2 separate regions of the Homo sapiens genome follow, and region 1 is linked to region 2. The links are chromatin contacts, found by Hi-C or POLR2A ChIA-PET in ENCODE. All regions are on one chromosome and are shown on one strand. The core of a region is the stretch at or near the end of the contact, and the rest is flanking DNA. Distances in the headings are between cores, read along the strand shown. Region 1 holds the start of HSD52 (a long non-coding RNA gene). Region 2 has its middle 51 kb from the start of HSD52.

Region 1 (4,218 bases), core at 560-3,059, 50 kb before region 2:
GAGCAGGTACGTCAGGGGAACAAGAACCCAGAGGAGGTATGGGGAATGATGAGAGAAAATTAAAAAAAAATGCTGAAAGCAAATATGAATTACCAACTCTCTAATCTGCAGGTCAGAAAGGGTCATTGCAACCTTTGCAAGCCCCAAATCTGAGAGGTTGGGGCCCACCAACTTATGAAAATAGTATCATTCTCAAAACAAGCTCCAGCTGTGAGCCAGGGGATGGTTAACGGCTGTTTTTGAGGCAGATTTTGTAGATGGACGAGGCAAGAATCATTAGGGCAAAACAGTAAATCAAATTGGAGGGTAAAAGTCAATCCTTTAACAATGGCTGGGCCAGACCTCTAACATCTTCCTGCCCGCCCTTTTACCTCTCTGGCCTCATCTCCTACTCAGCTTCTTCCCCATCCCTGCCCCTACTCCAGTTACAATGGCCCGTTTGATGAGCCTCAAACACATCAGGCATGCTCCTGACTCGGGACCTTCGCGCTGGCTGTTCCCCCTGTTGGAAACGCTCTTCCCCTAGCTATCCTATGGCTTAATATCTTAACTCACCTCATCAATAAGGCCTACCTGCCCATCTTATTTAGAATTGCAACTCCAATTGCACTCCTTTACCCTACTCTTGTTTTTCTTTTTGTAACTGTTACTACCTTCTAACATATTCATTGATTTACCTTTTATTGTGTTTACTGTTAATCTCCCTATTAGGAAGTATGTTCTCCAAAGACAGGGATCTCGGTTTTATTTCCTTCATTATCCCCCATACCAAGTCAGTGCCTGGCATAGAGCACCTGCTGAATTAACTTTGTTTTTTGAATGAACGAAAGCGTCAATGGTGATGCTCAGGGCAGGTTTGGTCAGTGGACAGGCATCCTCTGTGTACCCTCTCCTCTCCGGAAGAAAAGGACTCTTTTTTCCTCTCCTGCAGTTGGATTTAACTAACCTCGCTTCCCGTTCAGCGTTTACTACTCAGGGTTCTGCCCTGTTCTGGATCCCACACATAGGCTCCCAAGAGAGTAAAAGAAGCAGTGAATGCAGAGGAAAACGCCCTGGATTGGAAGCTGGGATTCCTAGGTGCCCTCCTGGCTTAGCAGCAACGCACTTGTTTCCCCAGCTGTCAAGGGTTCCAGGCTCAGTGGGAGGCTGAACAAGGTGCTGACCGAGTTCAGAAGAAAAATGAGGGGAAAATCGTTACCTAAAGGGCAGTGGCTCTCCAGGGATGGTCCTTTGACCAGAGGAATCAGCATCACCACCCTAAACCCACAGAATCAGAAACCGTGGAGGGAGCCAGCAACGTGTTTGAATACAGCCTCTGGGTGATGCTGATGCACTCAAGTTTGAGAACTGCTACTCTGGGGGAAAGAAGGACTTTGTTGGAGCCTTGGAGGCAGGGACGGACTTCATAGGTCAGGCGAGAGGACAGGTCCCCGCGAGGGCGGACTAGCACTGGGTTGGTTCCCTGCATCCAAGGCCGCGCAGGGTGGTCCCAGCCCCAGTCTGACCTGGGAAGTTGGAAAGGCCAGGGCTCCTACGTGCTCACACCTCCACCCCAGGAAAGTCCCGGCGGCGAGGCCGTGACCCTCCGCCGGAACGCCCGCCTCCCTGCAGCCTCAGCCCCGCCCGGGAAAAACCGCTGCGACCCGGGGCAGGTCCGTTCCCGCTGCTCGCAGCCGGCGGTCCCTGGCCCGGCGGTCCCTGGCCTAGCGCCCCCGCGCCGCGCTGGTGGGGAGCGCGGCCCCTCCGCCCCGTGGCAAGTTCCCTTCTCAACTGCCCTGCGCCTCCGCTGGCCCGCGTGAAACCCTCTCTGCTGCCTCGACTGACTGTCGTTTCCGTGTCTTGATTGTGGCCTCTGCCTCTCCCCCTTCCGATTTCGTTCGACTTCTTTCTACAGTTACTAAGCGCCCACTGTGTGCCCTGGAAGGGACTAGACTCAGCAGGTAACGGGAAACGAAGGCACCTGCCGCTCTGAAGTTTCTCCGCATCTCCCTCCATCCTCTGTTCCATCCCCATTCTCAGCATTTGTCCCCTCCCTCCTCTTCTTTTTTTTTTTTTTTTTAATTTAATCTAAAGGAACCTTGCTTCTGGAAGACCTCACAGTAGAATTAAAAAGCCTACTTTTATCTGACTTCTAGAGAGTTGCAATTAAAATGTACATCTTACCTTGACTCATGCCAACAAGTTAAGCTGTTATCAGCTATTAACACCTCAACCAGAATTAGTTTATTAACCTAAAGCAGACAGCTTTATCCTATGGAGGTCGCCTACTTGAGATAAACTATTATTCACATACTTTCACTTTTGTGCCACTCACTCATTCAAAGAAAAATATTCAGTCGTTCAACTATTTATTGAGCACCTAGTATGTGCCAGCATTGTTCATGACTAGCACTGGTCGATGGCAATAATATTAACTACATACGACATTTTAAATTTTCTAGCAGCCACATTAAAGAAAGTGAAAAGACATAGGTAAAAGTAATTTTAATAATTTAACCCAATATGCCCTAAATATTATTTCAATATGTGATCAATATAAAAATTATCAATAAAATATTTTACATTTACTTTTTTTTTAATGCTGTGTCTTTGAAACTTTGTGTGTATGTTACACTTCCAGCACATCTCAGTTCCTGCTAGGAACATTTCAAATGCTTAATAGCCACATTGGCTAGTGGCCACTGTGCTAATCACTGCAATTCTAGACACTTGGAGAACAGCTATGGAAAGACAAAGGTAGAAAGTCAGTAAACTCATGAACAAATAAAATAATCATAAGTAGTGTTCAATGCTAGGAAGAAATTAAAACAAAGTAATGACATAGAATGATGGACATTACCTCATTTAACCTTTTCAATTCCCCCCTCAAGTTGAATAATAGTATATAACAATGTTATAGGCCGGGTGTGGTGGCTCACGCCTGTAATCTCAGCACTTTGGGAGGCCGAGATGGGCGGATCACGAGGTCAGGAGATCAAGACCATCCTGGCTAACACGGTGAAACTCCGTCTCTACTAAAAATACAAAAAATTAGCCAGGCGTGGTGGCGGGCACCTGTAGTCCCAGCTACTCAGGAGGCTGAGGCAGGAGAATGGCGTGAACCCAGGAGGTGGAGCTTGCAGTGAGCCGAGATCCCGCCACTGCACTCCAGCCTGGGCGACACAGCGAGACTCCGTCTCAAAAAAAAAAAAAAAAAGAAAAAAAAAAAACAATGTTATATAACAATTTTATAGCTATGAAAACTGAGGCTGAGACACAAAGAGCAACTTGTCCAAGTGCTTACAACTGGTAAATTCTATGTCCAGGATTCAGATCCCAGCTTGACTGTCTTCCATGCTCATTCCCATTACCCTACAAGGCCAGGTCATAAAGAAGACAGAGGGGAGGGAGGAGGAGTTGAATGGCTTTTGGGGTTTAAACTTTTGAGCACTGAACTAGGAATTTGGTGCTGCTGTGTGTTATTGATTAGGTCTCATGACCTCTCTGGGCCTTCCTCGCAGGTAACATGGAAAGCTTGGCCTTTTTCACTGGACCATTCACAAAGGGAATAAAGAGTTTTGAATAAAATAGTTAAACTTTTTATCCTCAAATGTACCTGCTTTTACACAAGTTTTGTGAAAAGCTCAAAGTATTTTTTTCCTTAGTTCGGGTGGACTAGACTAAAGACAATGGAGACAACATTGCATAGTGCTAGAAGCAGGGGGCTTTGAGTGGTGGTTGGCTGGTCATCCTAGCTATGGGAACTTAACTGTTTTGAGTTTCAATTTTCTTTATTTTAAAGCAGGTATCTACCTCATGGCATATTTGTAGAAGGGAAATGAAATGTTGCATGTAAGCATTTAACATAGCAACTAGCACATAGTAATCACACAATAAATATTGGCCATTATATTAACAGCCCCCATGGGTATTATACATTTGGCATTAGAAAGACTTGAATTTGAGTCTTAAATCTATCACCTACAGGCTGTGTGACTTAAACAAATCAATTAGTATATCTAGTTCATCTGAAAAATGGGAACAAGAACATTATTTGTACAATCTGCCACAGTGTCTCCATAAATGTCAACTAAGATTCTGTATGTAAATGTGCTTTGCAAGCTGTGAAGTGCTGCACTCATGTTGATTAATCTTGGTGGTTACTTTTCTGTCAAGGCTTCATATCCAGTCCTTTGCAGATCTGAGCTGCCTCATCATTGCCTTTGTAGCAGAAAACTG
Region 2 (4,412 bases), core at 125-2,624:
ATATTAACTCCTTGCTCTAAGGACAGCTGCTGCTTTTGTCTGCTTGGCTTCCCTTTCTCCTGATTTTAATAATTGCACCTCATGTTTTCTTTGAGGAATGACCTCTTCCTCCAGACTTAGTGGAACTGTCAATTTAAGTTGTATCACCCTTTCCTAAACTGGACCAACTGGACTTTGATTTTGGATGGAACTTGAATCTTGAACAGTGTAACCCAAGCACGAAGAGTGCAAGAATGGATATGTTCTGGAGGTGGGTGACAGGGAAAGCTCTTTCTTACTAAAGAATATCAATATGGAAATGTAGCAGGAACTCTAAAAATAGAAAATCAGCATGGCTATCATACTGGATTCAAACAAAAATCATCAATGGAGCTAAAACCATTGCATGAAAAGATGCTGGGAAACAGGATATTCATACAGTCTCCAAGTATAGTACTCTACAGATTACTTATCAACTACAAAGGCATAAAGCTACATCCCCAGTGGAGTAATCTGGTGAGCATCACTTAGCCAGGTGATCAAAATTTATATCACCAATGATAGAGCATACTGTCGGGCCCTGAGAAGGAACATCACCTATCTAGTATTCATGCCCAAATGGGTTAACCCGAATCGAATCAAGAAGAAATAAGCAGATGAATCCAAACTGAGGGAGATATTTTATGTCAGTTGGCCTAGACTCTTCAAACATTTTACTGTTATGAAAGACAAAACGCAAACAAACACAACAACCTGGGAATTCTAGTTGAGGAGACTAAAAATAATGATAGTTAAAATACATGATGCTTGATTGAATCCTGGATAAATATAACAACTTTAAAGGACAGTTTGAGGACAATTGGGGAAATTTGCATCTGGACTGTGTATTAGATTATAGTATTGTATTAAGTTTCCTGAGTGTGAAAACTGTGGTTATGTGGGAGAGTATTCTTGTTTCCTTGTTCTTGGAAGCTCCATGCTGAAGTATTTGAATCAAAGTATCATGACTGCAACTAGTATTAAAATGGTTCAGCAAAAAAATTGAAAGTAAATACACACACATACACACAGGAGAGAGAGAGCACGCAAATGTTGCCAAGTGTGAACCCTTGGTGGGCTGCTTGGTGGCTTGATGAACTTGTACTCGTTGTACTATCCATGCAATTTTTCTGTAGCTTTTGACACTTTTACAAATAAAAAGTGGGGGGAAAGTCTTTCTTCCTCTTTCCATTTATAGAGTGAAACACAAAGACCTTCAGTGCAATGCTTATCTCTTGTCACATGCCTTGGGTCCTTAAAGCCAAAAATCCAGTGGATGGTCAGGGGTGTGAGTCTGCAGCTATCAGCACGGAGCCGAGGAGACTGTCCGCTGCTAGGGGTGACACTTGATGTGACGTCCGTGAAGTCCGCTCAGTCCGTGTATCAGTGGCCTTTGGGACATTCCCAGTGCAAGGAAATTGAGAGCCCATGACAGAAGTAATGAGGCCTGGCCCCTCTCCTTCAGACTTGTCTCCTACCTCTCTCCTGGCCTTCTACTCTCTGGTTCCTTCTTCTCCATAAATAGGTCCTGTTGGTCCCCACCTCTGGACATTTGAGCCTGTTGGTCTCAGAGTCTGTAATGTTTTCCCTCAGGAGCCTTGCATGGCTGCCTCTCTCAGCTAAAAGCAACCTCCTCACCAAGGTCTTTCTTGCCCACAACAGCTAATGCTTTCCTCCACCCCCAGACCCCTCTCTACCCCATTTCACCCTTAGGTTTCTTTCACAACCTTCATCACTAGCTGAAATTCTAGCTGGAATTCTCTTACTCATTGTCTTCTGCACCCAGATATTGTATTATTCAGGATTCTGCAGAGAAACAGAACCAATATGAAAGGAGATTTATTATTAGGAATTGGCTCAAGTGCTTACAGAGATGGAGAAGTCCCATAATCTGCTGTCTGCAAGGTGGAAAGCCAGGACAGCTGGGGGTGTAATTCAGTCTAAAAGTCTGGGGGCCAGAGATCCAGGAGAGCCAATGGTGTCATTCCCAGTCTGAGGGCAGGAGAAGATGAGATCAGCTTCCAGCTCAAGCAGTGAGGGAGGAAAAAAAAGGGGTGAATTCTTCCTTCCTCTGCCTTGTGTTCTATTCAGGCCCACAGTGGATTAGATGATGCCCATCTAGGCTGGGGAGGGCTGTTTGCTTTACTAAGTCCACTGATTCAAATCCTAGTCTCATTGGAAGTACTCCTGCAGACATATCCAGAAATAATGTGTAGTCTGGGCACACCACGGCCCCATCAAGTTGATCCATAAAATTAACCATCACAGATTGGACAAGGCCTGCCCAGCTGCTGCTCTTGTGGTGCTTACATTCTAGCAGGGAGGGTGGCATTGGACAAGTAGCCAGGAACATGATGGGGTTAGGACATGGGGAGGAGCTATGGGAGGGGAGGGCAGGCACTTGGGCTGGAGGTTGGTGGGATTATTTGCAATCATCCAGGGATGGAGTGATTCCAATCAGGGTAGGACATATACTCTACCTGTGTCTAATAATAAAGCTACAATGAGGAACTAGGTCTCACTGAAGCTCCTTTCCCTACTCCTAGAAACCACTGTATCAGGCTTCTATGGGTGCGGTGCCATTGAAGTTGTCCTCTCTAAAATCATTAACTGGCCTTCCAACTGCCCAATCCACTGGTCACTTTTTTTAAACTTTACATTTTATTTATTTAATTTTTTATTTGATAAGTATATTTACTCCTGCAAGAAAAAGCTCATAAAATTAGATTAAGTGAAAAAGGTAGTATACAAAACCAAATAAAGTATGCTCTCACTTTCGTTATATATAAATCTATGCTTTTGTTTATTTGAGCATGTAAACCGATGTGCACATTGCAAGGATATGCAGCAAAATCCGAACAGGGATCATGTGAGGAGATGGAATTATGGTGACTTTCATTTTCCCCTTCATACTTTTTCATGATGAGCATGTATTACTTTTAGAGTCAGGGGAGGAATATTGTTATTTTTAAAGTGTACTGAGTGTGTTCCACCATCTTGCACTACGAACTGACTGTAGCAGCCATTTGTGGATGTGAGATGGCAGCTTAAAGAAGTGGCACCAGTTCTTCACCTTTCTCTGGACCATGTGACTGCAGCTCCTCCCACAGTGGCAGAGTGAACCTCATGGCCTCTGTTTTGTTTTGTTCATTTTCTTTTTCTTTTTTTGTTTTAGATGGAGTCTTACTATGTTGCCCAGGCTGGAGCGCAGTGGCATGATCTTAGCTCACTGCAAGCTCTGCCTCCCAGGTTCACACCATTCTCCTGCCTCAGCCTCCTGAGTAGCTGGGACTACAGGCACCTGCCACCATGCCCGGCTAATTTTTTGTATTTTTAGTAGAGACGGGGTTTCACCGTGTTAGCCAGGATAGTCTCGATCTCCTGACCTCATGATCCGCCTGCCTCGGCCTCCCAAAGTGCTGGGATTACAGGCGTGAGCCACCATGCCCAGCCTGTTTTTTTCTTTTTCAACTGTTACTTTAGAATTGGGGGTATATGTGCAGATTTGTTACAAAGATATATTGCCTGATGCTGAGGTGTAGGGTATAGCAGAACCTGTCACCACTGGTTACTTTTAAGGCCTCTTCTCACTTGATTTTTCTCTCTGACATCTCTAGTATTGACGGTCAGTTTTTCAAAACTCTTTCCCTTCTGTGTTTCTGTGACACATTCTCCTGATTCATTAACATTTACCACACTGTTAGTAATTGCAGGACGCTTTTTTTTTAATCTTACTTGCAACATCTCACTTGATCCTCGCAACGATCTTATAAGCTAGATGCCATTGTTGTTTCCTTTTACCAAAGAGGAAATAGAGGCTCAAATGTGAACTAAGTTGCACAAGCTCACAGAGTTCATAGTGGCAGAAACTAGACTCAAGTCTACTCTTATCTGATGCCCAAGACCATGGCCTTAGTTGGGCTCCATGCCATCATGCCATCTTTTCTCTCCAACCCCTCTCAATCCTTCTTCATCAGTCTCCTTTGTGGGCATTGCTTTCCAGCCAGCTTAGCAAATATCAGAGTTCACTAAGGTTTTATCTTCATGTCTCTTCTTCATAAACTCAGCAGTCTCCTCTTAAATAACCTCAGCTACCTTCAGCTTCGAACTACCTACATGCTGATGATAACCTGTTTATGACTTGGATGCTCCCAGGATGCTACTGTACATCAGTGCCTGGTGGTTGTCTCCTGGGCATTACTGTCCTAATATTTTCCAACTTGAACTCATCACTGTTAAATGAGACCTGCTTTTTGCCTTCCTGTGTTCCCTGTAGATGGTGTGAATATCCATTTAGTTGCCTGAGCCTCATATCCTGCATTCCAGCAGTTAGCAAAGCCTGGGAAGTCTATTCTCCCCTCTTTCTCCTTGCTCTATTTGCCCTAGCACTGGTC

Evidence for each region. Hi-C counts contacts between places; a loop is a spot of excess contacts on that map. ChIA-PET counts read pairs that join two places held with the same protein, here RNA polymerase II (POLR2A). Pooled maps may share reads with other maps.
Region 1: a loop to region 2 is called in a map of cardiac septum, with 2.3 times the contacts of the local background. The contact joins the promoter of HSD52 here to the enhancer-like site in region 2. A Hi-C loop is called at or near these places in 14 of 168 maps with a recorded cell type or tissue (Right ventricle myocardium inferior, cardiac septum, endothelial cell of umbilical vein and 8 more) and 4 of 50 pooled maps. POLR2A ChIA-PET finds 5 or more read pairs at or near these places in 2 of 52 experiments (MCF 10A and Panc1).

Annotation. Positions count from the first base shown.
Region 1 is chr1:59,144,398-59,148,615 of GRCh38, reverse strand. HSD52 (a long non-coding RNA gene) reads left to right here and starts at 1,809. Exons shown (of 3, transcript NR_027120.1): 1 at 1,809-1,940. RefSeq lists a silencer at 1,651-1,800 and an enhancer at 1,921-1,980.
Region 2 is chr1:59,093,581-59,097,992 of GRCh38, reverse strand. No RefSeq gene overlaps it. Among named protein-coding and RNA genes, the nearest start is that of HSD52, 51 kb to the left of the region's middle. Within about 2 kb of position 1,374, at least 2 of the 41 ENCODE cell types and tissues checked have a DNase peak (open chromatin) inside an H3K27ac peak, as active enhancers do; they include heart right ventricle, where a contact is called at or near this core.